Regions from separate parts of the Mus musculus genome. Here region 2 is linked to region 1. A link is a loop called in an ENCODE intact Hi-C map of the cell type or tissue named here. Cell type or tissue: left cerebral cortex. All regions are shown on one strand. Each heading gives the region's core, and the rest is flanking DNA. Links, peaks and the distances in the headings are about the cores only. Region 1 overlaps Dclk1 (doublecortin-like kinase 1). Region 2 holds the start of Dclk1 (doublecortin-like kinase 1).

Region 1 (15,810 bases), core at 2,564-10,563:
ATGAGATTGAATTCAAAGCGAGGACTGAAGAAACACGAGGAGATAGGTTTCAAGCTACACAGAAAATTATACATGAATCCGCTCCCAGACGCCTGCCCCCTCCACATACTCTTAAGCAAGCCCACAGAGCTCCACAGAGCCAGCTCTGTGTTCTGAGGAAGGGACAGAGAAATCAAGTCCCGAGGACTCTGAAGTGTGCTCATATATTTTGAGACCTGGGCTCATAAAGTTTTGAGAGCACAGTTGGCTTCTTGAATGCTCTGAGGGAGTTTGAGCATCTCAGACAAAGACTTGCTTTCCCTAGAGCACACTACTCATTATGGGAAAGCTGATGGCAAAGCCCTCATTTCCCAACTTAGGGATGTTTTACTGCTGTGTGCTTACAGATCACTAAATAGAAGACACAACCTTGGTTTACACAAGTGGATTTCCCTGGAAATTGTAACTGAGCTAAGAGACAGTTGCTAGCTGGCTCATACAGGCTCAGAATTTTACCACTGTAAAGAAAACACAAGAGTGAGAATATACCATCTTTATCAATCAATCTGATTTCAAAATTAAAACACCAAAACATAAATCTATTTACTATCAGCATGCCAAATACAATATGAATAGACTGACCCTGTGTATCAAAAGGATACCGTGTTGAAGAAAACATTAAGTTATCAGTTATTGATTTCTTAATTAATATAAAAATAAAACTGCATTAGTGTTAATTTATAGTTGCCCCTTGCTTGGGTTAAAGTTTAAATCAATATTAAGAACTTATTAGAAATGCTTTCAGTCTGATTATTGTCCCCAGTTTTACCCCACATACAGTTCTAAGCATCAATTGGTTTCAAGTAGGCTTCCACAGATCACTTTTAGCATGATAAAAATTATATAATGTTGTAATAATCACCATGTTATTTTGATGTGTATAGGCTATGATATATTTGAGCCACTATTGATAGTTTAGTCAAGTTGACTAATTCCCATAGAAAACTTTTTAGGATTATTTTATTTTAGGTGAATGAATGGTTTGTTTGTACACATGTCCATCTCTACACCATCTGGGAACCATGGTCTTAGAGGACAGAAAAGGGTGTCAGATCCCCTGGAACTAGAGTTACAGATAGTTGTGAGCCATAGGTGGGTAGGTGCTCAGAATCAAACTCAGGTTCTCTGCAAGAGCAGTAGGTACTCTTAACTTCAAGCTGTCTCTCCAGTCCATTTCCCCATTTTTAACGGCAAGACCTATTATCTAGGCCATTTTTAGGTATCTAATACACAATTACTTACAATCACTATGTTGTACTTGGTGTGACTTCTCTAACTGAAGTTTTACACCTGTTAGCATGTCTACCCAATCTTTTCCTTACCCCAGTCCCTGAGAACAGCCATTCTATCTTCTGTGCTACTTTTAGTTTATTTAAAAGGGGAACTCACTGTGTAGACCTTTCTGGCCTTGAACTCAGAGATTCACCAGCCTCTGACCCCTGGGTACAGAACTAAAGACATACTTGAAATAGTTTGTGATTGTCCTGGGACACTTATCTTCAATCAGTACATAAAAGTGACCCTTGTCCTAGATGCTGCTGTATCTTTGTAGGTCAAAGATCTAAGCCACAGAAGCAAAGCCTAGCTTCACACTCTGTTCTCAGCACTAACCTGTCCAGACCTCAGTTAGAATTGATCCAACAATAATAGAAAATGGAGTACCCAAGGCAGTATTTCCCTTGATTTTATGTTAGAATGTGGGAAAGGTAAGAGGAGAAATAATTCAAATCCTTAGAGACAGAGTCACCACTGCTAGGCTAATATATATTCTCCTATTCTTTCTGATGCCTGTTCACTAAAAAATAGTGTATTGTCTCAGAAACTACAATGTGAAATATTACAACATTACATTTATGTAGGATTTGATTACATGAATGGTAATGGGTAGGCATGGCTCACAGATGCATATATGTGAATGCACACTGTGAACAAACTCTTTGATTATAGAAATTAATTAAGCTTGGAGCTGAAAGTACTTCAGAATCTGGGGCAAAATGTAATTGCATTTTAAATATTCTGGCACCTGCGATGAAATGAGATAGAGTAATATGCTGGCTTCTGTTTCATCTTAAGGTACAATCTCACTGTATAAGTGATCTCACTGAATAACAAATTATGACACAAATATTTTGAACCGGTGAAGGGATTTAAAGTGAATAAAGTCAGTAAAATGAAGACAAAGGGAGCTGTATATAATTGTGACCTACAGATGATAAATTATCTGCCGTTGGGATACAGATGGGATATCTGTATGCTACTGCACGTGTCTAAGGGACCTGAATAGTTAGTAAATGCAGGCAGCAGGTTCCTCAATGCTGGGGTGAAGTTTTACAGATAAACATGACAGAGGTAAACATAATCCAACTGGTTTAAATTCAAGTGAGAGGCACTGGGTATGAACTCATATATAATTATGAGCAGGCACAGATGGCACGTACAGAAATATTTATAGATGTGAGCAAATGCAAGGGTTAGAATACACACATATATTTTCTCTATCAGTTGAAAAGGCATAGATGCAGTGACATGTTACCAGCAGCAAATGTGTCTGATAACTAGAACCCATTTTAAAAATATCATTCATGAATGAAAGTGGAGCAGGGATGGAGGTGTCATTAGAAGAGTGATTGGTCCTGGTCATGAAACAAGAAATGTACCAGATGACCCTAAACAATATTGTCATGCTGTAAAGTAAGCAGCTAGAAGGAAATAAACCAGTAAACCCACAACATGAGATATTTCAAAGGACACAGGTGTCACCTGAAGAAGCTCTCCTTGGCCATGTTGGAAGAAATTGAGAAACACGCTAAGTCCAGTGATCTTGGACTGTGATCCAAAGGATGGAATAAGTATCCCTGAGTCTATGACTAGCAAACAGACGGGGAAGAGACAAAGCGATGGCCCTTCACTCAGAAGACTCCTAGGCGCTTCCTGTGGATCTTCTGTTTTTGATCTTCTCCCCACCATTTAAGCATGTGCTGCACACCGTGAGTTTTTCTGAGAGAATATCATGGGTCAAGAAGAGAAATCTCCTGTGCCCTCAAGAAGGCTGAGGAGCACTACCTTCCCACATGTCAAGGCTGGCTTGAGCAGAGTTAAGTTACTGTGTTGGTGAGCTCTCCCCACAATGCGCACTTCCTGGGCTAAGAACTGTAAACATGCTTCTACACCCCTACGGTCCTCCTCCCCCCACTTAAAACACTGTGCATTATGAAGAAGACATTAGGCATACACGCCAGTGGAAGGCCACTCCACAAATATCTGAACTGAGCTCCGACAACTGCCAGTTGTCACCAAAAAAACCAAAGAAGCAATGTCTGAGATATAGAGCCAAAATGAACTCAAAGAGACGTGTTAGTTAAATGGAATCGTCCAGCAGATATGATCTGATTATGCTAAAGAGTACTTAGAATCCAGAGAAAGGCTAAGAAAATGTGAATGAAGGATGGATTATAATTAATCATGATGCATCAAGATTTGTTCATTTTTTTCTAGTACTTCTACAAATTCAGGCCTTAAGTTTAAGTCACTAATCAATTTTGAGTTGCTACATACCCAAAGCACTGTAACAAAGTTAAGAGATAATCTAAAAAGGGGGAAATACTTGCAAATAATACATGTAATTAGAGGTTAATAAATAAAATGAATAAGAAACTCTACAATGAAAATAAACTGATTTTATAAATGGACATAGTGACTGAACAGACTTTTCTCTCAAGAAAATGCACAAGTAGCCAAGAGGTACAAGGAAATCTGCTCAGTGCTACAACTTATCAAGGAAATCCAAATTCAAGCCTCAGCAACATACACCTTGCCCCTGTGAGGATGGCAGTTATCAAACAAGGATGTGTACCAGGGAGACTGTAGAGGGAGAGAAACTTGTCCACTGTGGAGAAGGAATTTAACTTAAAATGGCTGTTATGAAATAGAATAGAGACTCCAACTATATCAAACAATTCCCCTAGGGCACACACACACACACACACACACACACACACACACACACACACACATATACACATATGCATAGTAAATAAAATCAGAATGTCATGTCAAAGAGATAGCTATACGTATGTTCATTCTGACAGTGACAATTTCCAAGGTTCAGAATCAACCTGCTGCCAACAGATGAATAGATTTAAAAATGAGATTTATATTAACAATTGAAAATTATTCCATCTTTAGCAATAAACAAATCCTGCTCTTGGTGACAATGTAGATTACCAAGAGAGTATTAAGTAAAGTGATGTAAGTCAGATACTAGGAGACAATAACTGTGTGATTTGACATATACATGAATTCTAAAAAGCTGAACTCATTAAATAGTACAGTGATGGGTTTGGAGAAATTTGGGTGGGTGGTGAGGAGCTGTTGGTCCAAGTGAGTATGCCAGTTAGTTTTGTCAACTTAACACACTGCAATGATCTAAGAGAAGCTCTACTGAGGAATCACCTCCATTAGTATTGTCTTTGGACATGTCTATGGGGATGTTTTTTCATTGCTGATTGATGCAGAAGGGCTCAGTCCACCATGGGCAGTACCATCCCTTAGTTAGTGGACATGGACTATATAAAAAAAAAGCATGTTTCCTTGAAAATTGCCACAGGTAGGGATGATAGGTAGCTGTAGTGATGAATATGCTAATTATTTTGATTGGCTATCAATTCATAATGCATACAATGGTTGTAAGTATCAAGACAGCACAGTGCCTACCATAATTATATACATTTATCACTTGCCAATTCTATTTTAATAAAGATGAGGGAAAAGATTGCAAAGGAACATTGGTTCATTCAAATACAAACACAGTATCTAATGACAATATAAAACATGATCAGGGGTCACAATCAATTGGGGGGACAAAAGAAATCTGTCCCAACTGTCCTATAATTTTTTTCTATAAATCTTCAAATCTTCTATAGTGATGCTTTTGAAAAAGGAGTTCATTTAAAAATATTAAACAATAATATCCACATTATAATTGCTACTTATAAAGATGTTAAAATGTAAAAAAAAAAATTACAGAGGAAATTCCACTTACAAATTCACATTCTCAAAAGTGTGTAACTTTCCTGAGAAACTTTTAGGACATTCGATGTAATTCTAAATATTGTTGTTTAACTGAACCTTGCTTCAAGAGGAGTCTGAGTTTTATAAAATTCACTTCTTTTGCCTTAATCTAATGGACATATTATATGTAAAGAAAGGTTATTTATGTTATATTAATGTCTTATACAAAGTAGATTCATCTTAATTTTAAGCATATGCTAAATAACATGCATTATATACATACTGAGTTCAGAACCATAATGTCACTAGACCTACCCCTTTATGCAGCAACAAATTTGTGTCTATCTTATTTCCTAACTTCACGCTTAAAATAGGTCTTTGCTTAGTTAATGCATAGATTTCTTGTTGTCCTGTAGCTTAGTCCTATAATATGGAAGGGCAGTGTATTTGTGTGTGTGATGTGTGTGTATATGCACACATGCTAGCCCTCACTACTCACTGCCATAAACACAATATTTTACCAAGAAAATCGACAGCATTTCAAACTGAAAAGGACTTTTTAAAACACTCGTGCTTGCCTCCTTGGTTTGGGTTCAGAGGAAAGAGATGCTGAAGAGAAAAAAAAAAAAATCAGGACGTTCGCACATTTTGAGGAGTGTGAATTTTATTCGCCAATTTGCTTTTTATACCATGGGCCAGCTGCTGCCTATGGAAGACTGGGACATCACAGCCACAGTCACACTGCAGCTCACTGTATCTCTCGTGGCAGAAGAAATCCTAAAAAATTATGTCCTTTGATTTTTCACAGATTTGGTTAGGGAGGCCTGACAAGGGGGCGCAGCTTCACGCTTCAGAAATGCACTGTGGCCAAGGGTTATTTCTGGAGCATCCTTTTAAAGTTTCATAAGCGTCTGAAAACCTGAGTTTCTGAATCCATTCTGTAGTTGCTCCTTACCCAAAATGAGATATTTATACCGCCTCTAAAAGTCACTTTTAAAGTAAAGTGAATAAATAAGACACATTTTCGATGGGAATGACAGCTGTATGTGCGGATGGCTCTTTGTAAGTTGGTGCCTTTCGCGATGACTGCTTGGTCATGTGAGATGGTCTCACTGGTCACACATTCTAGTGATGAGAATCATAAATCAGTAGACACTCTGCACATGATGATCACTTCTCAAAAAGAGTGACGGAGACCATGGGCTCTGGAATGAGAGGTCTCAAGTCTTCCATCATTAAGGTCTTCAATCTTCTTCTCCCTGTCTACGTGAGCTTGGGCACTCATCTTTGTTATGCCTTCCATTTCTGTAGGTGGAAAGAATAGCACCCAATGAATAGGCACTGAGTTTACTATTAAACATGTAACTTTGGGGTTGCAGAGATGGTGGGTGCTTACTGTTCTTGCAGAGAGCTATTGTTTTGTTCTCAGCACCCATGATGAACAGCTCAAAACTATAGCTCCAGCCCTAGGGGATCCATAGCTCTTGTCTGGTCTTCATGAGAAGTGCATACATATGGCATATACATGCTTGACCACCCAGACACACCCTAAAGTATGACTATTTTAATTAAAACTTTATTATAAATGAATTCAAATTAGAAAATATTCACACACCAAAATGAACCTGACCCAAAGTCTACACATCTCAATGAACCCCTATATAATTAGAATAGCCATTCTAACACATCTCAGTGAACTGTCCAGTTAGAGTAGCCATTCCAAAAGCTGCAGCATTTCACAGTAGGTTTTAACAATTCTCTAGGGAAGACACAAAAGGTAGAGATGCATAGCAGCTGACATCAGTAGGCAAGAGTGGGCTTTGTGCTGTCCTTGACATTTGGCCAGTATTTTCATGGTCCCAGAGGATGGTTTCTGCAATGGAGGAATTTGTGGTGGTCTGTTGGCTAGCCAGCAGTGTGTTGCCTAGATAACTGTTCCTTCCTGCTTCCCTAAGTGGTCCTCTCTTGTCTCCACCATCTTTCATTTTTCTCCTTTCTCTCAAATGGTAAGAAATGGCTCATGTTGGAAGTTGCTTCTTACTTCATGGCATATACATACATGGATGTCTGTGAACCTGTTGTTTGCCTGGTATCAAGCACAGTAGGAGGATTTATAGCTTGGCAGTTATCTAACAAAAGCGCTGGTTTCCTTCCATGGTTCGCTCGTTTGCCAGCGTGCTTGCCTGGGTGGAATTTGCATGATCTTCTTTATGTTGTTTCTTTGTTCACTCATACTTGTGATTGATGTCACAGCTTAAACTGTTTCAAACATCGAGAATAGAATGGACTCCTGCACTAACTGTAAAATTTAAAAGTATACATAAGGTCTAAACATCTCTGTGTGGGATGAACACTTCTAAGACTATAAATATAGCTGGGAAATGAAAACTCACATCTGTTATATTTTAATAAAAGATATATGACAACTACATATGGAGACTGATCCATAGTTATACCAAACTCAAAAATCTCATTTTATTTGATAATGTATTTAAAAATTCTGCATTCAGTTTAGGGTAGAAATTATTACAAAAAGTCCTTCTTACTTTTTATAAATTCTTTTTGGTTATAATAATAAAATTATGCCCCTTTTTAGACAGGTGATTCATTTATCTAATGATTAAATTATCTCAATTTTTTCCTTTGTATTGGTGACTTCAATGATAAAATTCCAAGTTAGCTTTGAACTAACCCACTTGTTTGTTCACTGATGATGGGCCCTACCCCATGACTTCACTTTCTTTTGACTTCCTATCCTTGATGTGTTGTCTCACAACCATTTACAGGACAGCCAATGGCTCATTTATTCATTAAGCTCATATTATTTTGGGAAACAGGCAACATGCTTTGTATTTGATGAAGACGTGTGGTTTTGAATGGTACTAATGTTTATTGAGTGCCAACTCTGGAACTGACTGGCTGGCACTTTGTCCTTCTGAAATCTCACAGCAATCTCTTTCAGTAGATTTGATGACTCCCTGTTCAGTACAGTTAGATCACTTGGCCAGGGTTACACTGATGAAGCACAAATGCCTTAAATTGCTTGATTCTAATGACTAATCTCTTTATGCCAGACCCTGAAGCCTCTTACAGTATGTGATTTTAATCTTCTCATTACTTTGTGAAAATGCAGAGTAGGATGTACTATTCTTTGACAGCCTAACTTTAAAACAAAACAACTTAGGGGCAAGTGGGTGACACAGAATTAGGTAGCTAGGAAGCTCCTATGACTTATACCCCCAGAGTGCAATATCAACATTAAAATAAGGTCATTATATGGGTCTTTAGTGTTGAATTTCAGGAGGACATTATTTCAAGATAAGAGCATCTTCAGGATTGAATACAAGCCTCATATAAATGTCTTTACAGGGATGTAGCACAAGAAGAAGTTGCTGTCAAGCCACCAACCAAAAAGCATACATGGGCTGGTCCAAGGCCCATGCACAAATGTAGCAGAGGCCTGCCCTGTCTGGCCTCAGTGGGAGAGGATGTACCTAATCCTATAGAGCCTGAATGCACAAGGATGGTGGAATATGAGAGGAGCACCCTCTCAGAGGGGAAGGGGAGGAGGATGGGAGTGGAATTCTGTGAAGAGGAACAGGGAGGGAGGGCAACACTTGGGATGTAAATAAATAAAGTTAGGAAGGAGGAGGAGGAGGAGAAGGAGGAGGAAGAGGAGTTGTTGTTGATATCTCTTCTTCTTTAAGTGTTTAGGTAATCAATCCTGTTTTTTCTGGAGAGGTCATTTCTCACCATGGCCACTGTTGCTTCTGTTGTGTGGGAAAAGCACCCGCTGCCTAGTGTCTGTCAAAGGAAAGGCCTGACGAGAAAGCTTCTTAGTAAAGTCAAAAATAACACTGAACCCAAGGAACTTTAGCCATCCACAGCCTGTAGTTTGTATTTGCAATAAAATGAAGTTAGAAAGTAGAGAAAACGTAAGACAATTGCGATAGGAAAGGAGCCTTTGTAGAGAGGTGGCAGGTTAGGGTGCCATAGCAGTTTAGGTCACCATAGCAGGTTAGGGTGCCATAGCAGATTAGGGTGTCATAGCAGGTTAGGGTGTCATAGCAGGTTAGGTTGCCATAGCAGGTTAGAGTGGCATAGTCATGCCCCACTGAGAAGCCCCTAGACCACTTCCCTTATGAGGTATCTCAAAGGGCTTTGGCTGAAGGGTGCTCTCCTCTTGGGGGACAGAAAGAGGACAAGCTCAGATCCATTCCCTTATTTCCAAAACTACCCTATGAAAGGAAGTGTTTCATTTTGAAATCAAAGGCCCAGCCCTGAGTCCCATAGTATGAATCTCCAACCCCCTTCTTCACTGCTGCTGCTGAGAACAGACCTGTAGCTACACCACACCAACTTTCCAGTGAGCTGGCCACCTCTGTGAAGAATTTGAGCCAGGCAGTGCAGTGTGTGTGTGTGTGTGTTTAGTGTGTGTGTGTGTGGGGGGGGGAATGGGGAGTGTGGACAACTGTTCCCACACACTTTCTGCTTCTGCTAAAACATCAGGCTGCACATGTAGCTGGGTCTTCCCTTCCGACACCGTTAGTCTAGCAAGCGGGCCCTGGAGCCAGTGTTCTGGGATGTTCTGCCAGGTTTACAGAGCAAAGTAAGGGATTACAGCCTCAGATTCCACAATGAAAGATGACGAAGGGGTCCAAAAGATCATGCTAGATAATTTTTATATTAACAAGTTAACAGCAGCCCAACACTAAATCATCTAGTCATGTCACCAGGAATAAGGTTCATTGTGACTCTGCTCATCTTTATGACTTAGCAAGTGATCATTTTAACTGTCTAGTAACAATAGGACATCGTTGCATCCTCCAGTGTACTACCAGAAAATAACCTGGGGCTGACAGGCAGTAACATCCCCAAAAGACCCCATACTTCTTTCCCTTTCCTTTCTACTCCCCCTTTCACACTTTATTCTTGGTGCTGGGAATCAAACTAGAGCTTCACACAAGTGCCAGGCAAGCACTTTAGCACCAATTACATTCCCAGACTTTGAGAAAACAAATGGACTCCCACTGGGGCTGGAGCAGTGTCTCAGCGGTCAAGAGGACCAGTTGAGCTTGAAGAAGATCTGGGTTTGGTTCCTAGTACCCACAGGGCTGCTCAAATGGCTGCCTGATTTTCCAATTTTAAGAGCACCAGCTGCTCTTCTGGAGGTCCTGAGTTCAATTCCCAGCAAACATATGGTGGCACATAACCATCTGTAATGGGATCTGATGCCCTCTTCTGGTGTGTCTGACAACTACAGAGTACTTGTATAAATAAATAAATCTTAAAAAAAAAAAAAAAAGGAAAGAAGAGAGAGAGAGAGAGAGAGAGAGAGAGAGAGAGAGAGAGAGAGCCCTCTTCTGGCCTCCTATGATTCTCTACCCACATGGAACACATATATTCCTGTAGGTACATCCATACGCACACAAAAGAGAACAGAAGAGCTCTGGCCACCTATTAACCCAAAATGTTTGCAAATGACCTTCTCTGGATATTGTATGAGTCACACAGTCTCTAGGTCTGCACCAGATGCTGAGTCACAAGAGATACAGTTGTTGAAACTCTGTTTCATTCAGTGTTCTCCAGCTTCCGAGTGGGAAGTTGGTTTTGGAGGTAGGATATGTCTTACAACTCACTGCGGAGGGTTTCTGTTCTCTGTGTTTGTAGATCTGGGCCAGTGCTCTGGCTCCCTGCTGTGCCACTGTGTCTGTGTTGCCTTGAACAAGCTATCCAGTCTTTATGAAATGCACCAATAAATCTAGATTAATCTTTTTTTTTTTTTTTGCCTACTGTGGTTGTTGGGAGGTTACATAAGACAATGATTGGTTCGAGCGCTAGACAACTCTTGAGCTGTTTCTATCCGACAGAAAATGGAATCGTTATCACAAAAGATATCTGTGCCTAAAATTTTACAGAGAGACCCAAATGCTATGAAATGTTTAAAAGGAACATTTTATTTGATGATTATTGTTTTCCCTTGTTTTGCCCCGTGCTGTGGAGATAACTTTTAATCCAAATACTAACTCCCAACAGCTGTCTCTCAATTCCCAGGCTTTTTCATTTCTGTGATGTCTTAAAGGGAGGTGTTTGTTGTTATTGTTGGTGTTTCTTGTGTTCACTAGGATTCTGTGTATATTTCTAATAAAATGTAATCTTCAGTGGCTTTAGTTAGTAGAGTCTATTATTTACTGTTAAAAGTGAGTTGGGTTTACCCAGGCCATTGGTAACACAGACCTTGAGGTAACGGAGTAATGGCTGGTACAAGCACTCGTGTTTCCAATATTGCCTAAGGAGCTACAAGGACCCTGGGAAACGTGAGGGAGAGAATAAGACAGAGATGTGTAGGTAATGGTCACTCAGATGCATGTTAGAATAGAAATTACACTGTGACCAGGAAGGTCTGGGAATAGGAATCAGAGCCAAGAGCTGAAGAAAGAGAAGAGGCTAAAGGTCACCTAGAAAGTGTCAGCTAGCGTCCCCTGCAGATTCCAGTGTGTAAGCGAGGGTTTGAAGGAGGGAGAACAAGGGCCATGGAGGATCAGGAAGCTCAAGGGAAGAGAACCAGGAAGAAGACCTCCAGCTGGGGAGGTCAGTAACTGGGAACCTGAAAGGTGCCGTGAGGACTGAGGGAAAGCCATTGCATGTTTAAGCCCATAAGTGTTGTGTTTGGCATAGAGTGTGAAAAAAAATGGCTCTGGGGCTTCATCAGAGCTGTTTGTAGATAATCATAGCAGAATGTGTCATCACATTAATCAAAGATCAAATCATAACTTCACAATGTGTTTGGCTTCCAGAAAAGCAAATCTTACCTGTATGTGTTACATCTTCTACCAACAACCATCAGTCTTCTTTTTTTTTTTTTTAATAATCTGTGAGTCTACAAGAGATGCAAATTATATATCATAATGACATGAGCAAAACTGAAAGACTAAAAATCCAGTTTTGTTTAAACATCAGATTAATTAAGAAGTGAATAGGGGTTTGGAGGGATGGGTGGCTTATTGAGTAAAAGCACTTGCCGCTCTCGCAAAGGGCCAAGTTTCAGTTCTAGTACCCATGTGCCACAAATGAGGACCACCTGTAACTCCAGCTCCAGGGGATCTGAAACTCTCTTTTGAACTCCACAGATACGTCACTCACATCTGTGCTCGCGCGCGCGCGCGCACACACACACACACACACACGCACACTAATCTATTAATAGATCTCCTAAAAAGAATAGGAATAAGTTGATTACCCTAACCAATGTTCTGAACTAGAAAGTAATTTTATTACATATATATAATAAAATCGGTCGTATTTACCTTAACTCACCTTGCACCTCAGAACAGCAGTCATGATCTTAGAGGGCTGATGCTGTCCAACACAGGCACACATTGAGGCTGTCAGACTTACTCACCAAAAGTCAGTAATTATTCTGAAATTGTGGGCCAGTAAGGCATGGCCAACTTCATTGTGGTTCATGTTGTATAGAGAATAATCCTGCCACGAGAATCTCACTATGTGAGAATAGCTCAAAGCCCTCGATATTGGCCTTGTTATTTGAGTTGGATTTTCAAAGTGAAATTAGAAAACAAATTTTAAGCTATCAGTATCTTTTCATTAATTTTCGTCGGTAGAGCTAGATCCCTAAGATAGGATGTCTTCATGTCAATATAGCTTCTTTTGGGCTGACAGAGGAAGCTAATATTTCACTCTAACACTATATTAATACACTATAATACAGTATATCATTTCTAATCATCAACTGCTTTATCTCCCTTCCTGAGAAGCCGTTGGCAAAAGATATTCCTGCTCAAATTGAATTTGAGGCAATTACATTTCCAGCGAAGCCAGTTCATTGAAAGGAGAAGACACCCCAGGCAGTGCAGAAATGCTGGCTGGAAACATTTAACCTCATTATGAAATGGGAATACTGAAGCCCTTGAAGATTTAATACAACGGACAAAAGCTTAGACTCTTGAAGAACTATTTAATTAATCCATCCTAAGAGGTATTGAAACAATGATTTCCATGGTACTGAGATGATGGCTTGCTTTCGGCTGAAGGTTGATGTCTTAAATTTAGTGTGGGCCATCCAATTAAGACTTGACTAGATTTTTGCCATCACTGCTTACATATAATTGTATATAGATAGAAAAATCTTATTTGTCCCGAATCTGGGGCAATTATATCTGAATCAGCTTGTGTCTTGGGTTTTCTGCTGCTGTGAGGAAGGTCTATGACCAAAAGCAGCTTGGGAAGAAAAGGGTTTATTTGGCTTACCATTTACTGTCCATCACTGAGGGAAACCAAGACTGGAATTTGGTGGCAGAAACTGAAGCAGAGACCGTGGAGGAGTTCTGCTTACTGGCTTGGTCTTCCTGGCTTACTCAGTTTATTTTCTTAAACACACCAGGACCACCTGTCCAGGGTTGGTACCGCACATGGAAAGCTGGGCCCTTCCACGTCAATCACTTCTTTCATCAGTCACTAATTAAGAAAATATCCCACAAGCTCGCCTACAGGCCAGTCTTACGGAAGCATTTTCTCACTGAAGTTACCTGCTCTCAGATGCCTCTAATTTGTGTCAAGTTGGTAAAACAAAACTAGACAAGTTATAAGTTGGTTTTCTGTTATCTGTGACAAAAATCTTTTCAAAGATCTTAATATATTGGGAGCCCATATTTGTGACATGGTCATTCACTCTTCATGGTTATAGGCATATTTGAGTGACATAAAAGCCTGTAGGTTATCTGTGAGACTTCATTATAATCATGCATATAAGGCCAGTAGATGTGTCAGGGGCACAAGTGTCCTTAATGTACATAAATAGCTAAATTCCCAAAGGGAATTGGTGGGAGTTCAGGAAAAAAAGAGAAAAAGACACTACAGACTGATTCATTACCACTTTCTTTGCTCTCCTCCCACCCAAGTGGAAGCTAATGTTCTCCTATTTTGATTTTTAAATGGTTGCAGTTCCAACTCTTTACAGTCACCCCCCACACACACACCTCCCCCTGCCACCCCCCACCTCAGTGTTACTGCTGAGCTGGAAACAGATTAGGCAATGCTGGTTTTCAAAATATAAAACAAAATACTTCAACTTCGTTTTTTTTTTTTTTTTTTTTTTTTTTTTCTCAAAATACTAAGATCCTTACAAGTGAGTTGAGCTGTCTCCCCCTCTGTCTGCCCCAACTCCCTTTGCTGGCCTTAGAAAAAAAAAAAAAAATTCCCTTTAACCAAGTGTATCAACATTTGAAGTAAATGGAATTAAATAATATGGTTGTTGGTTGTTCTCTTTATCTTTGAATCTAAAATGTGTCTCTTACATATAGCATATAATCGAATAATATTTTAACCTTTCTATCAATATCTGCCTTTTAAGTGTTTAATACATTTACTGATGTAGTTTCACATCAAGTAAAATTTATACCTGCCACTTTGCTACTTATTTTCTATATTTAAAATGTCTGTGTTTCTATTAATGTATGACAAAGTTTCTTTTTTTTATTAGATATTTTCTTTATTTACATTTCAAATGTTATCCCCTTTCCTGGTTTCCCCTCTGAAAATCCTCTATCCCCTTTCCCCTGCTCACCAACCCACCCACTCCCACTTCCTGGCCCTGGCATTCCCCTATACTGGGACATAGAACCTTCACAGAACCAAGGGCCTCTCCTGCCATTGATGACCGACCGACTAGGCCATCCTCTGCTACATATGCAACTAGAGCCATGAGTCCCACAATGTGTTTTGTTGGTGGTTTAGTCCCAGGGAACTCTGGGGCTACTAATTAGTTCATGTTGTTGTTCTTCCTAGGGGTCTGCAAACTCCTTCAGCTCCTTGAGTACTCCTTCATTGGGGACCCCGTGTTCCAACCAATGGATGGCTGTGAGCATCCACTTCAGTATTTGTTAGGCACTGGCAGAGCTTCTCAGGAGACAGCTATATCAGGCTCCTGTCAGCAAGCTCTTGTTGGCATCCACAATAGTGTCTGGGTTTGGTGGTTGTATATGGGTTGGATCCCCAGGTGGGGCAGTCTATGGATAGTCACTCCTTCAGTCTCTGCTCCACACTTTGTCTCTGTAACTCCTTCTATGGGTATTTTGTTCCCCCTTCTAAGTTTCTATTGAATCAATAGTTTTAAATTTATTATTTATTTACTTACTTACTTATTGTGTATAAGTGTTTATCTATATGTCAGTCTGTGTAGCATGTCTGTGTTTGGTGCCCATGGATGCCAGCAGAAGACATTACATCCTCTGGAACTAGAGTTGCAGGTGTGAGCTACCATGTAGGTGCTGGGAACCAAATCTGGGTTTTTTAGAAGAGCAGTCAGTGTTCTTAACCTCTGAGCCATAAGTTCAGCCTCATAAATACAAAATGTTAAACCAATTATTATTTCTCTTACTAGATATTTGGCTATTTTTATAATGACCATCCTGAGAACTACAATTCTCATTTAAAAAAAAAACAGTTCTGGTATCATGCTAACTTAATATCAGTTGTAACTCTTCAAATTATCCCAATACAACTATGTTATCTCTTTCTCCTTTTATGCTATTATTATCACACACTGTTTTTTATAAATTGATGCAATTATCATTGCTGTATGCTGTTGCATTATTAGTCAGGTAAAAGAAAGAAAAATATTTCTATCTATCTATCTATCTACCTACCTTTGTACCTGGTGACCTCTGTCAGCACTTTCGATTTCTCTATGTGGACTACAGTTAAAGTCTAATTTCATCTTTAATTATATCCTGAAAGAATCTT
Region 2 (15,810 bases), core at 3,812-11,811, 69 kb before region 1:
TCGTCTGAGAAGGACTCTCAGCTGTTCTAGATTACCCTGGCAGGGAGAAGTTGGTAAATCTGGTTGGTTTCAGGGCTTTCTGCAGCTATTTTGGGTCACTTTACCTACCAGCTTCAGGAGCTTCCTGGAGGATGGGATGTTTCAATCTTGAAGGAAGATGTTACATAACAGCTTAGTGGTTTTAAAAGAAAACATGAAGCTGAATAGTAGGGAGGTGAGGGCCAATTTAGAAGAAATTAGGGCAGGGGGTAAATATGATCAAAATACATTTTATGAAATTCTCAGAGAATAAAATATGAATTGTATCCTCTAAAGACTTAAGCTGCCTTGGGACAACTTTGGACGTTCGTCTAGTCAGGTTCCTGGTGCGGTTTACCCAGAATGCTTTTCTGCTACGTTACGGCCATAGCTTGGTGGCCATGGTATTGTTGAGGGCATTCATCCACTTACTTGTTACTTGTAGTTTTAGGAGAAGGTAAAATGTCTAGAGATATTCCCATTTAAAAAGTCATCTATGATCTTGTTTCTTTTATTACATTATTTTCATTTTTCAAGTAAACACCCTAGTGTTGGGAATTCTCAAAAAAAAAAAAAAAACAAACAAAAAAACAAAAACCCAACTTGTTCTAAATACTGCCATTTTGTTTTTAGACTCCCATTTAACCACAGGGGCAAACTAAATTCAAGGTTCTAGGCTCTAGGGGAACTGGGGACTTCCCAATAGCTGAACAGCTTCTATTGAAAGGATACACTTGTCTGAATCCAAATATCTCAGGAGACAGTTGTCTGAATTCAGATATTTCAAGGACAACTCCATCTTGCTATCTGGGTTAACCTAAGGTAATATTCCCAGACCCAAGAGCCTACTCCTATACTAATTGGTGAAAAACTGTAATAATAACTTGGCGTAGGTGTTTATGAGATGTGAGCTTAAATATCCTGTGATATTCTGGCTCTTTGCTTCAGTTCAGCTCCTGAGTCTTTTCTGAGGTCCTGATTGACCAGTAGCAACTTGATTACAATACATTTTTGTCTTCTTCATTGACCTGGTGTTTGAGTTATGATGGATTTAAGCAGACCCTGTAACACTAGGACCATGGTAAGATACGGTTAAGTCATATAAAATGCTTAATAAATTACCTCGAGGAGGCTGGAGAGATGGCTCAGTGGGTAGGAGCTCTTGTTACATTTGCAGAGGACCTGGGTTCAGTTCCCAGCACCCACACAGTGGCTTACAAACACCTGCAACTCCAGCTCTAGGGGATACCACATCCTCTCCTGGTCTCCAGGAGCACTGCACACATGTGCTATGCATACATACATGTAGGCAAACATTCATACACATAAAATTGAGATAAATAAGTCATTTATAAAATGAAATGACCTTGACAGCATGTCCACTGGGGGGAGGTTCGAGGTAGGATCTCTATTAGTCACACACTTGGAAGAAATCACTGGGGACTTCTCACTGGCAAGATAAGTGGAGGTCTTGATTTCTGGTCTCAATGAAACAGACTTGTTTGGTGTCCATCTCTTGGCTTAGCTCTGAGCCTTACTTTTGCACTAGAATTTGAAGAAGCAGAGCGTGGGACTTTGCATCTAGTTAATTTGGTGAGTGCATTCTACACTCATCTCTGGCCTCTTGAGTAGCTCAGAAGTAGATATCTCATCATTTATTGAATATGTAATACATATCCCAGTTGGCTGCATTTTCTAACAAAGGGTAATCAGCATGAACAGAATACTTCAGGAGAATTTCAGAATAACTTTTAGTAACAATAAATAGTAAAATACATAACTGGACCCAGTGGGCAGAAAAAATTAATTTTGTGTTTTTTATTGAGCAGCCCAGAGTCAGTAAGACAAACAAATACATATATTGGCATGTGTCTATGTATTGTCTAATGACTTTTAAATATATATATTTAGGCTGCATACTGAGCCATGCAAATGTTTCAGAGATACCTGGGATGGGGTCCCAGTCCCCAGAATTGTATCCAGTGGAAGCTGTGAACATCTGGGTTCTGAGAACATTCTTGTTCGGGGAGGGAAGGCTTGTGTAAGCTTATGGGACTTTCCACCCTGACAGACTGCCAGTCTTGCAGCCAAGAGGCCTCCAAGAGCAGTCTAAGTGTGGCCTTAAGTTATCAAAAGCTTATTGTGAAATAAAGCCCTAAGCAGGAGGCCACCATCTCAACAGTGACTCATGTCTTGGGGTCAATCGCGAATGACGAGTGGAACGTGGCCCTCCCCAAGTAGGGAGACTGAGGATTACTTTACATTGCTTAGTTTGAAGGGTCCAGATCTGGTCTCCCAGGACAGTTCAGAAAAAGCAGTTTTGAGGGGCAATCCTACTGGCTTCCCTATTCCTGGGAAGGGCGTGTCAAACCACAATGCCAAATGAAAAGATGTAGGGGTGTGTGGGTAGGTGGGTGAGTTCCTCTGGTCTCCTTTGATGAAGGCGACCTCAATACTGGACCACTTCTCTGCCCAGCACATGACCTGCTTCAGATTCATCTCTATCGATATTCTTTCTCAGTTCCCTGAGCCACCAACCAATCTGCCCCCATCCTCTGGCAAGTCCTTCTAGCGACTGGGGAGGCTTGGGAGCGGAGGGGTGTCCAGGCAATCCAGATTACCAAGACCATTGCAACCAGAAGCCTGGCTAGAGGAGGGAGGACCCTGGACTCAGCCACGGTGGGCGCGCCCTGCCAAGGAGGGCGGAGGGCGGAGCAGGAGAAGGAGGGAGAAGGGAGGGCATGTGAGCGAGTGAGACACAAGAAAAGCTTGCGCGCCACCGCCCTCCTCGGGAGAGAGGCTGGAGTGAGGCTGAGCGGAGAACCGCATTTCAATGAGGACCAGCTCCAGCGCATCAGTGCACTAGCGGTCGCAGCTTCCAGACGCTCGTGCTCCGCAGCCCCAGCCGCGCCCAGCCCGGCGAGGACAGCTCCAGCAGCCGGCCACAGACAACCCAGCCTCCACCCGCGACCGGTGCGTGCTTTGCCTGGGCTGGGGAAGGTGCGGGCAGGCCCCGTGGTGCCGTCTGACCGCAGCCCTGGAAGCCCTGGCCAGGATGGACCCCACTGGGCAGCAGCCGCCCCGCCCGCCGTTCCTCGAAAGACGGCTGCTCTGGGCTGGCTAGTTTGGTCCGGCCAGGAAGCGTTGTGTGCCCGCGGCCCCAGGGTTGCTGGCTCCTGCCTCTTTTGTCTGGTGCCACCGGCTTTAAATAGGGAGTCTGGCGGGTTGGGCCCTCCAAGGCTTTCCATCCCCTTGTTGTTGGAGATAGAGAGCCGCGGAGGAGCTGGGAGAGGCGCTTGTCATTGTCAGGATTGACTGTGGAGCTAGGACCAAGTGGGCAAGGAAGGAGTGGCTGGGCCTGGCCTCTTATTGTGTGCATGCTTTCCCGAGTGCCCAGGAGGGTGGCATGTGCCTGGTGATGGGGGCTGCAGTGTAGGCGTTGCAAGTACCTTTTTGCATGGTCTCAAGTTCCTCTGGGGACAGCCAGGAAGCCTTGTGTACGAATTAGTACCTGCAGTGCTAAAAGCATGCAGAGAGGAAAAGACATTTTCCTCCTAGGGGGAGCGCACACACAGCGCCGCATTGCCCCACAAAAGAGGCTGCTTTTGAAAATCAGGTTTCTGAGGCATCGCCACTGGATTTGGCAAGGAAATCCTTGTGGGTGAGAGAAGTAACAAGAAGATTTCATTCAAACAGGGCTCCCTCTCTGACTGCACCTGTGAATGTGTGCCCAGGTTACTGTGCACGCGCGCTCAGCTGCCACACTGCAGGGTGTTCCGAAGGGGGCGGGGGGGGGGTGGGGAACGACCGTGTCATGACTGTTCCTAAATATATCGCCTTTCAATGGGAAAGGAAAGTAGGGCAGCGTTTTAGGTATGGAATGTTTCATGAATGCAGGTTAGGAGGGATTTCAAGAGAGGTTATATGTAAGAACATTTAAAAGATGTTCCCACATCCTGTGATGTGCTGGCTTGGGTGGTGCGTGCACTCCGGAGAAACACATGCATGTCTTTTATTCCATACCTCTCTATCCACCTGAATCCTAATCCAACTGCTAAAATATGCTTTGGGATTTCCATGTGTGATGGCGTGGATTTATGCTAGACGTGTGTGTGTGTGTGTGTGTGTGTGTGTGTGTGTGTGTGTGTGTGTGTGTTTCTAAAATTGATGAAATGGGAGCTCATTCACAGAAAGGTGAATATAATATTCCTTAGAATGGTGAGAAACCCCACAACGAGCAACACTGCTTCTCTGGCTTTGTAATATTTGTAGAGTATGATAAAAGTCCATGCTCTTCCCCACCCACAGTTTGTAGTCTCTGTGGCTGAGGGCTCTGAGCACCTTCTTGGTGCCCACATTTGTATCCAGAGACTTCTATCCTCCCATGCTCTGCAAATGCTGGCCAAGTGTGTTCTAGCTAGCTTCCTGTATAGGAAGTGTGAACCTGTGGGAGCCCGGAGAATTTTCTTCTAGAGTTCTTAGTTCACATGTGTGACTAAGACTCTGAAAGCCGAGCCAGCAGAGGCGAGGGGAGGGCACCTGTTTTCATTCCACACATGATTCCCAGAAGACTGAAGTGTGCGCAGCGGGCCTTGGCTTTCAGTTAGTGGAAGCTGTGGGGTTGGCAGTTATTTCACTTCGAGCATAGCTCTGCCATGCTGGTCCCATCACTGCCTGCTCATGGGTGGGGAGCAGGGAATGTAATGCCTGCCCTGGGTGAACCTGTTACTAAAATGAGCAAAACCTTCTGTTTTAAATAGATTTTCTATCATTTAGTGTGGAATCTTGATCCTAAAAGCATTCCCAGTTTGAATTGCTGCCAAAACTTTTTTTTTTTTTTTTTTTGGATTTTGCCAATTGTGAACCACTGAAGACCCTTGGAAGTTGATGTCTGCCATTTCTGGTCACATAACAGTGTCACTCTTTTGCTAGGTTCCTCCTTATTTCCTTTTTGCATAAGTCAACTTTGGAGGAAGCCCCTAGGAATGGAAGGATGGCCAGTGCCTTTAAAAAGAAAACAAATGCAACCAAAAGTCACCTTGGCATTTACCATTAAAGTTCTGGTGAGCTTAGTGTGTGGGCATAGCTTTGCAATCTCCTCCATCCCCTTCCTCGATCAACCCACATGCCTTTTTGAAGACTGACTGCTTAACAAATATATGAACAAAGTAGGAGCAGATACCAATATCAAAGCAGAATTTGGGTTCTGTTATGCAGCTAATACCAATGGGACTGGTCCCAGTGGTGACTATTTTGAAGTTATTTACTTACAAACCCAACAAAACCACTCCATGGCTGGTATAGCTTTTATAAAGATGCAGAATTAGGTGACAATGGCTTGTTTATGAGGCACGAGAGATGGCTTTTCTGCTTGAAGTGAAGATACTCCTAACTCACACTAAGGGTTTTAATTCCTCTCAGTGGAGTTAACAACAGAAGAGAGATGTCCAGGAGAAAGCCTAGGCAGGTGTGGTGGCTTCAAAGTCCATGCTTCCCATGGGAACAGAACCTAGTGTCATGGGGCTGGAGACCAAGAGCACCGACTTTGGAATCCCGATTAAAAGAACTTGAAAATCCAACTCCTCATTTGTAACTGGGACACTCTGGGTCAACCCTGTTTCCCAGACCTAGCTTTGATGAGACTACACGCCTTGTTGGAGCTGTGTGAGTTTTAGAAGAGGGTTCTGTTTATGTCTCTTCTCTCAGAGAACTAACTGGTCATTGAATCGTCAAGTCATCAATATTGCTTTCTTTTACTTGATTCATTTTTTGGAATGATTTCTACAAATTCTCTCACTATGATTTCACTGTGAATTTTCTTATTACAAGTTTTAGATAATTAACGATTAAGTATTAAATTAGAGCTTTTTGAGACAGGGTCTCATGTAGCCCAGGTTAGCCTTGAACTTAGTATTTGTGGCCGAGGATGGCCCATAATGCTCTGTTTATACACATTTTAAATTAAATGGACGTTTCAACTGAGAAGTAAACTTTACTCTCTCTGAGCGGCTCAGGGGCCAGTTTGCTGAAGGTGAAGGAAAAGTCACAAGAAGAAGCAGAAGTTTTGTTGAGTTTGGGTTGAACTTCACATCAGTGACTTGGGAAGTAGCAGGAGCTTTTGTTCTTCCTTCGGAGTTCTACCTCACGTATAGCCTATTTCAGTGTGCCTGAAATCTTGTCATGTAAGACGTATTCTTATGATGTAGGCTTTCCGACTTTCTAGATTGTTGTGTTGAAACACAGATATTCCTTCAAGGATGACAATTCTTTATCACTTCGCTTCTAGCAAGAGTGGATTTATCCAATAAGCAGATGCCTGCCTTTCAAACAGGTAGTAGATGGTTTTGTTTCCCCTGGTAATCTCTGTACCAAGGTCAGGAATAGAAGGCGTGTTTTCCATCAATAAATCACTACTCATCATATGCAAGATTTATAGGTGTTAACAGTGAATATGAATAATGAAGTAGATACTATTCCTACTCCTGTTTGCAACTGAGTCTTACAGGTGCCAACCAGGTAGATTTCTCAGGTTATACAATTGGTATGAGGCCAAGTGTGTTCATCAGCCTGAATGGTGTCTTCCTGCCCTTAACCACATTTCCCCCCTCTTCTATCTCCTTTCCCTTTCTTTTTACATCTTACCTTCTCTCTCTCTCTTCTGACCATCTTTTTGTCATCTTCTCTTTTTATCCCATTTTATTACTAAGCACAAGCAAAGGGTTGAGATGAAATCACATTTTAGCATATGGGATACATGTTTAAGTGCATAGAACCTCTGGATTGGTTTAATTTCCTTTCCGCCTGGTCTTAGAAATGCACACGTATTATAGCTTCTACAATCTGATCCCCCACTTCCCTTCCACCCCCTGCTTAGTACATGAAAGCTCTTCTTTTTTTAAAACCTGCTTCTGGGATTGGCACACTACATGGGCACAGTTCACAGTGAGCATTATAGTCAGGCAAAACTAGAGCGTGGGGGTGGGAGAGAGTGTTTTCTGTTGAAATATCTCTCAACTATATTACTTTGGGAAATTTAAGAGAAAATATTCCAGGCATCGGTTTCTCGACCTATAAATAGGGAGGGTGACACCTTGAGAGGATGTGACTGCAGCCTGAGGGATGATAGGCAGGCAATAGTGGGGGTTGTTGCATATAACCAAACTCTGGTTGAGTAATAGGCTGTTACCAATGAGATGTGTTTTTTCCATTCCTTTCTTCTTCTTCTCCTCCTCCTCATTCTCTCCCACTCCACAACCCAAATACATCACCAGTGTTTAAACTCAGCTGCTCTCAGAGTCTCTCAACCCACGATCTTCACGTAACCGGTCTGTATCTCTTTCTGGTGCTTGCAGGTTCCATAAGCAAGCCAGCCATGTCGTTCGGCAGAGATATGGAGTTGGAGCATTTTGATGAGCGGGACAAGGCGCAGAGGTACAGCAGGGGGTCCCGTGTGAATGGCCTGCCCAGCCCCACACACAGCGCCCACTGCAGCTTCTACCGCACCCGCACCCTGCAGACACTCAGCTCCGAGAAGAAAGCCAAGAAGGTTCGATTCTACAGAAATGGTGACCGCTACTTCAAAGGAATTGTGTATGCCATCTCCCCAGACCGCTTCAGATCTTTCGAGGCCCTGCTGGCTGATTTGACCCGAACTCTCTCGGATAATGTGAATTTGCCCCAGGGGGTGAGAACCATCTACACCATCGATGGACTCAAGAAGATCTCCAGCCTGGACCAGCTGGTGGAAGGTAAGCCTTAGAGAACCTCTGGGGACCCTGCTAGCAACTAAGGGTCACTAAGGGTCACTTGTCTTTTAGCCCATGGCTGGGAGCCTTTACTGTTTAACATGCTTAAATCTCCTGTTCTGTTAAAAAATGAAAAGAAAGTGAATGGTATTTAGCCAGTAGCCCTTAATAATAGCAGGCAGAAAGAAAAGATATCAAATCCCGAGCGGACTGTTTGCTTTCTCGAACCCATGTCCTTTTGTGTCTTCAGTTGTATAGGTCAGCATTCAGGGGTGTTTCTAGGCATCAACTGAGCTTTTGGACCATGATGTTCAAAAGGTCCTGAACCAAGGATGTGAAATTAATTTTAGAGTAGAGAGGGAATTATTCATTCATTTTATTACTAGGTACCTGAGACCAGAAAACTCAAATAATGTGTCTATGGCTATATGTTAGGTAAGTGGTGACCACTAAACCAAAAACAGGGTCATCTGACAAGGCTTCCCACTGGGTGCCTCTTGGGAGGGTTATTGTCTTCCTGGGGCATTCAAGAACAGGAAGAAATTAGTCTGTTCGTATTATTTTAAAATTCAGTTCATGCTAACAGATAATCTGTTGTGGACATTTAACATGAAACCAGCATAGTTTTGTTCCAGGGACAAGGCTTGGTTCCTTGTAAATGATACATTGCCCGCCTCTTGTTCATGTTTGCCTTGGCTCGTCATCCTTTGAACACAGCATGAAGTCTTCCACTGCCACAGGAATCATAACTATGTTAATGACTTTGGGTGCAATGACTGGTACTGAGCACCCCTGAGCTTCTGTTGGAAAAAGTCTTCCTGAACTTGAGCCTTGAAGGCAAGGACAAAGTAGGTGGCACAGCCATCAGAATGCATACAGCCTAATGTCACTCTGAGTTCATCTCTCTTCCTGCAGGATTTGGCTAGGCCCCACTATCCAGCTGTGTCCTGGGCTTGTAGCAGGGAGCATCCTATCCTGCTACCTATTGAATTGGAGTCCAGGTTTGCAGTCGCAGGGCTGCACACAGGCAGAACCCCCCTGTCTTCCTCTATAGCTGGCTGGAGCTTGTGTGTGATTTCCCCCACCCCATGCTGTCCTCTGGTCCCTTGGCAGGAGTGCCAGTCCAGACACAGTAGGACTGGACTGTAGCTGGTGCCAAGCAGCCTGAGCTGTGTGTGTTTGCTTTTCGGGAATTCACATCTCTTTGGTGGCCTGTCGCCCTGCCAAGATGCCTGTAGCCTTGGCTCTTTTCCTTCTATTCAGAGGTCGGTACTTCCAGCAAATTAAAGAGAAAGAGTGACATGAAGCCTCTTTGTGTCAACTTTGATTTTTTTTTTTTTGTGCCACGTCCTTTATACGACCTTGGTAAATACAAGGGGAAGTAAAACATTTGGTGGCATTTTCCAAGGGCTCTGTAGCAAGATCAGATGAGTCAGGTAATCTGACCAGTGAACAAGGCATCCTGTGTGGGATAATGGTGTTGTAGAAAAGACGTGCTCAGATCACAGCATGTCCTCAGATACCTGGAGATTGATGCCTCATTCTATCCTAGAGTCACTTGGGTGGCATCTTGAAGGGAAGGCTACATCTGCTTTTTCCACTCAAAATTGATCTGCTCTCGCCATTCCCATTGATCATTGGCCATGGTGAGAAGCTGATGGTGGTACTGCCTTCCTAGCTATGGCTGCTCAGCACCACCGATCCTCGATCTCATGTTCATTTTACCATAACACGATGCCTTCTCCGAGCTATTGTTGGCTTGGTCGAAGACAGTTATGACGGCTGAGGTTACTGAGAGTGTTCAGCCCTCAGAGACCTCTTGAGTGTGATCCTTCTCAGTGATCCTGGGAGGGCAAAAATCACAAAGCAGGAAGCAGTAGAGGTAGCATTTGAACCCAGTAAGGCAGGGCTAAGATGCTTATGCTGTGAATTTAGCTCCTACAAATGGCACTTTTGTGCTTGTTTCAATCTGTTGTCTCTCTGCTGGGAAAGCAGACATTGTAACACAAAGTTATCTAGAAACCACTATTTCCACACCTGGTAGTGAATCTTAATGAAATATTTTTGCTCTACTATTTCTTAAAAAGCAATGTTTTGGGTTTTTTTGTTTGTTTTTACAATTGTATTTATTATTCACTTAATTCTAAAAGTGGAAACTGCTGATCTCAGAAACACAGTCATCTCTTAAAAATATTTATTTTATAGGTATGAATGTTTTGTTTGCATGTATGTGTGTGTGTACCACGTGTTCAATGCCTGCGGAGGCCAAAAGTGGGTGTTGGATACCCCGAAACTGGAGTGAGAAATGGTGTGAGACACCATGTGGGTGCTGGAAACTGAACTTGGGTCCTCTGGAAGAGCATCTAATTTGAGAGCTAATTTTACAGCTCTTAAAGTCATCTTTTGATTTTCTCTCAATACTGCTACCCCCCCAACATAAAGTGATTGCTGGTGGAATATTCTCATGTTTGAAATTGTTTTAACTTTTTCTTTTTAATACACTTTTTTCCCTAGTTGAATGATATCTTTGGTGCATGTGTGAGTCTACACTTTTTTTTTAAATTTCCAGTTAAAACTTTTTTTTTCTATTTCATAATATGGACAATTAGCATGCAGCTGCACTTAGTGTTTAAATAGCTGGAAATTCATTGATATTGGCTTTCTTGTCTATTACATTTTTGCTTATCCCTTTAAAATGCAAGATGTTGCTTCGTCCTCATTAGACACATATCCTTCACTTTACATACTAATTTATGCTAACATCAGTTCATGATATCAGCTTTCCATTTCCCCTCCCAGTATGACAGTGTTGGAGTTTTAATTTAAACCTCTTTAGTCAATGCAATGACAAGTGTGTTTGGCTTGCAATTATTTTTTTAAAGTTTGTTCTTTCTCACTTGATCTCGGGCTAAAAATTCCAAGTAACTATGACAAATGTGGGCTTTATTTATAAATGCTACGGGCACTTTCTGTTTTATTATTAGACTCTGATCATTATGCATAAGCATGCTTGAGGCACCCTGATAGAGCAGTTCTGAGCTCAAATTATGTAACAAGCGAGTGTGTATTTGTGCAAACAAGTGAATATATGTCTGTATCGGCATGTATACATATGGTCATGCTAACACATGTGTACTTAAGAGTGTATTGAAGGTGAAATTCCCAAGGATTTGCTTTCAATATGGTCTTGGCAGGTTTTCATAAATCATGATGCTTACTAAGGACAGCTGTACTGTAACTGTGTCTCTGCAGTGGCTCACCTGGGGTGTGGTCTCCTTCTCCAGTTTTGAGCCATTTCAGTTCTACTTTAGGGATGCAGCTGTTGTGGAGAAATTACAGTACCACACCCAGATCCTTCAAGCTCTTAGAGATGTAGCAGGATCCTGAGCAATGACTGGCTGAGTCCTCCCCTGCCTTCGTATCTGTGAGGCAGGTCTTCTCGGGGTACAAATGACACAGATACCTAGTCCCAGGATATCAGTGAATGGGGGTGCTTGTCAGGTCAGCTCTGTTAGAAGCAGTGGAATCCGCCTCTTCCTCCCTTCCCACTTGTGTCTTGGCCTCGCATTGGTCTCTTCAGAAGTTGCCTAACTCCAGAGCTATAGAAAGGCTCTGTCCAATGAACTGAATTTCACCCCACAGTTAAGTGATTTCTCGTCTGTCTTGGCTTCCGCTTGCCTGATTCTCAGCATGGATTTCTTTCTAACTTGGTGTCGCTTCTTCTCTTTCTGTAGCTCATTTACTTTCACTGGTGCTCTCTCTGTCTCTGACACGTCAAAAGTTTAAAAATTAATGTCTGTAAAGCTCTAAACCAGGCTTTCCATAAAAGCCCCAGAGGGAAGTTGTTCCTTGGTGTTGCCAAAATATTACAATCTACATGTAATCAACCCGGAATGGTAACTCTGTATGTGTCTGGTTCTGCAGCTTGCTGTCCGTGTAACATTATTACCTTAGAGGCCCTTTCCTATGAGTAAATCCAGGCCAAAGTATGTCCTTTCTGTTTACTCCAGGGCACTCCTCATAGGAATATACCTTAATTCGTTTAACCAGCCTGCTCTTGATGAGGTTGCAGGATGTGTGCCACCCCTTGCTGTTACAAATAGGCTTGCAGTGAGCACACTTGGATTTGTTGTCTATTCGTGGTGGAGGTTATTTTCAGGAGGCTATGCATAGGAAGTGGTTGGGTGAAGGTAGAAGAGTATTGGAGAATTCCAGGTCATCATGATGGTTCCAGTTTATACCCCTGCCATCTTCAAGGAAACAATGCTTTCATACAGGTTTCCATTTGCCAACCCATCAAGAGAACACTTCCATCCTATTGTGGTTTTAGTTTCCATCATTTCATGTGTTTAAGGGTCATTTATATATTTTCCTACGCTTTTTGCTTTGTACCTTATGTCTTTTTCTGCCACATTGGCGGCATCTTTATCGACATAGGATCTAGTTTTTTAAAGTATCATTCCTTTGTTTTAATGAATAAGTTTTTTTTTCTATATTCATCGTAACCTACTAAGTTTGTGGATTGTGTTTTCCATCAAGCAAATTTATACAAAAATTCTGTAATCAAATATGACAGTTTTTCAACTTATGGCTTTATTTTCATGCCTGCTGGGTTCTATGTGCTGTGTGCTCTGTGGTCAGGAAGTCATTTCTCCTTACTTTCTTGCTGTATTTTCATTAAAACGTTTTAATTGAAAGAATACTGACATAATACATGAATTAAGGACTAGATTTTACTTTTAAAGTCAAATCATTTGCGTAAATTACAAATATTTCATGTGGAAATTAACTTGGTCTCACGGAAGTATCACAAGATGGGTGTCTTGTTCTCCCCTTGACCAGCATCTGCAATGGAAGGTCTACAATCTAACACAGCATGCAGAGGACCAGGACACAGTGACACAGCAACTGAGTCCCCTCAGTTTCCCCACAGAGGCTGGGGATTTTCAGCTGCCATGTCAGTTACGTCTATCAAGCACTGGCCGTCCTTGAGAGCTTGAATGCTGTTCTAGTAGCTTGCAGAATGCCCATCTGAAGCTCAGTTCGGTACTGAGTGGTTCGAATGCAGGGGTTCCACAGAAGTAAGCTTACACCCTCCCGAGGATCTTACTTCAGAGAAATGTTCTGACACAAGTCTTTCCCAGCGTTGGCTACTTGAGGTGATTCTTTATTGCAAAGTGACTGTCTTCCTTTTGGCAACGAGTGAGAGTTGTAGAAGGATCTTGAGTTCTTGTAGATGTATTGTCTCTCCTTGGCTGCTGCTATGTGTCTGGGCATTTATCAATAGATCTACAGTAATCATTGCTGTGATACAAGAGTTATGAATTTCTATTTTGCCTGCCACACTTTAGATATGCTGCCATCCCTCCATTTTCCTGTCTCTGGATCATTTTCTGTGATCTTTCTAGCTCCCATTAATTTAGGCCACTATTAAATAGTGACCTGTCTCTTGAAGTCAGCCCTCTCCTTTGCACTCTTAACTGCATGGGTGCCCTCAGCTGAAATGAACACTCAGTGTTTCAGACTCACAAAGGCAAGTGGGGAATCCTCTCCGTCACTGTCTAGAATTTGTTTCTCTTCTCCTGTTGACAGATTTTACTGAATGGTGTCACCACCTGCTAGCTTACTAATATTTATGAATTCCCAAAAGTCCTATGTTGGAACTTAACCACTGACTTAAGGGATGGTGTTAAAAGACAGAAACCTTGGTGACTGGCTCCTGAGGATGGATTCACACATAGGAGCACATGCTAGGTGAAAGAGGCCTAAGAGAAGTGTCTTGCCCAGCCTGTCCCATGAAGACACAGGAGGATGGTACCATCTGCAAGGAAGGGGTCTCCCGAGTCCACAGAGTTTCAATCTGGGACTGTCCACTTTCTAAACCCCCAAAAGAAATGGTCCGTATTTGTAAACCACCTGGTCCATCACAGCTTGAATGGAATAAGATGCATCTAATTTAATATCGCCTGTGTCTTCTCCCCCTCTTATCTTTTGAAGCCAAAATGACACCAAACCTTGTTAGTTCTGTTTGGGGCATTTCTTCAATGTTTTCTCACCTTTCTTTTGCTACATGAAAAGTTCCAAGACTCCAATACTGTGGAGTAATAATTTCACCCTTATTTAGGACTGAAAGAGAAATACATCTATAGTACACATTATAGAAAAATTTGAACAATGGGGAATAAAAGCAAAACTTCCTTATCTCTCTAAACTTATCTGCAATCCCTATTTGTTTCTGTCCTGGATTGCTTTTCTGTTATAAACACTATGATAAAAAGCAAACTGGGGAGGAAAGGATTTATATCCGCTCACATCTTGTAGTCCATCATGGAGGGACATCAGGGCAGGAACTCAAGGAAGGAACCTGGAGGCAGGAACTGAGAGCAGAAGCCACAGAGGAGTGCTGCTTACTAGCTTGGTCCTATGGCTTGTTCAGTTTGCTTTGTAATATAACCCGGAGCACCTTCCCAGAGGTGATACCACCCACAGTGCGCTGAGCCCTCTCATATCAATATCAATCAGAAAATCCCTCTACAAACTTGCTCATAGGCCAATCTGATGGAGGCATTTTCTCATTCCCAAACAACTCTTGTTTGCGTTAGGGTGGAAAACAAACATCTAACAAAGATAGTTTCTTTTTGATCTCAGACACAAGCAGGTTTCTATCTCAGAGGCACATGTAGATACATGGAATCATGGATAAGAGCACATGCTCTGGAGTCAGACCAATCACTGTTTGGATCTTGGTTTTATCCTTACTAGTCATGTGATCTTGAGCAAGCTACCTAGGTCATTACATCTCAGTGTGCCCTTCAGAGAGAAGAGTGCTAGGATTGGACTCACAGGTTGTGGTGAGGATTGCAGGTAGATAGCATGCATCAGATGGCTTGTCTGCCGTATGGCTGACTTACTGTTTTAAATTGGCTTTTCAAGCGTACTGCATGGTTGCGAGCAAAGCTGCCTCTGGCCACTTGTAGAGCAACTGCACATTTGAGATGCTTTCATCTCCACTGTCTATTGGGGAGGTACTAGAGAACAAATCCAGGCCTGTGGGCTATGTATATGCTAGGAACATGCTCTCTCACCAGGCTGCATTTCCAGGCTTCCTAATTGACCTCCACAGGAACTCAAGTGACATTTCATTGAGTAAACCATTACATGGAATCTAAGGGACTGGTCCAAGGTCACAAGCTTACCTAACACAGTCTTGAGCCACATAGATCTTCCCACTGATATGTTCATTCATGATCCTCAACAAACCTTGAAAACTACCCTGTTACAGCATCATATATGTATATGTATTTGTATGTATATATGCATACATATGTGATATTTACTTTGATCCTGGTGAAAATATCCCTGGAATAAGTCAGACTCTGCTAATGTAAGGGGTTTAATATTTTTAAGCTTTATGGTTTCTTATGAAGCATAAGTACATGTTTGAAAGAAGTGTTTAAACCTCTCAGCAAAATAAATGTTGGCACACATTTGTGCTGGTTACTTTTATTTATTTATTTATTTATTTTGTCATTCTTGACACATCCAAGAGAAGGGATTAAGACATGTTTTTAGAATCAGTTATTTCATAACTTGCTGCCTCTCAGCACCTGTGTTCTGGTCTTTTGCATATAATCTATATATTTTCAGACCGAGTGTCTAATTAGCACACTCTCGAGTCATTTATTAATAAACATTTTGTGATATTCCCGTGCATTTGTGACACTACAGATTATAGGCTGGTCATTCTCTTCGTTTTTGCCAATCAGCAAGTTTGAACTGACTTCCTTATTTGCATGGCTTGGTCGGCATGATGTAGACAACAGAAAAGAAGGGTTATTATGTTGGCTGCCTTTCATAATTTTATCTGGTCAAACAGAATCTTTATAGTATACTCTCATTACACGTATATATTACCTATTTAAGAAGCTGTGTACTGATTCATTTTTAGTTTTCAAATTATCTCAGGAACCAAATGAATGTGCTTCTAATTTTGAAGTTTGCTTAAAATTTAAATGCCCCTAAGTATCAAAAGATAACGTCAATTTTG

The links. Peaks named below come from ENCODE experiments on the same cell type or tissue, not always from the same donor. Only the 100,000 strongest peaks of a DNase experiment are listed, where the experiment ranks them.
Region 2: a loop joins it to region 1, with 9 times the contacts of the local background. A loop is called at or near these places in 5 of 42 quality-filtered maps.

Annotation. Positions count from the first base shown.
Region 1 is chr3:55,310,219-55,326,028 of GRCm38, forward strand. All of the region lies in intron 3 of Dclk1 (doublecortin-like kinase 1), which reads left to right. Among named protein-coding and RNA genes, the nearest start is that of Gm25132, 13 kb to the left of the region's middle. In left cerebral cortex, for the core only: a CTCF peak has its summit at 10,263 (motif pointing left); DNase peaks (open chromatin) are centred at 5,827 and 7,186; H3K27ac peaks cover 2,574 bases.
Region 2 is chr3:55,239,761-55,255,570 of GRCm38, forward strand. Dclk1 (doublecortin-like kinase 1) reads left to right here and starts at 2,604. Exons shown (of 17, transcript NM_001195538.2): 1 at 2,604-2,991; 2 at 7,371-7,766. The coding sequence starts at 7,391. In left cerebral cortex, for the core only: no CTCF peak of the experiment used is centred there; DNase peaks (open chromatin) are centred at 4,475, 7,020, 7,250 and 8,952; H3K4me3 peaks cover 5,639 bases; H3K27ac peaks cover 3,708 bases.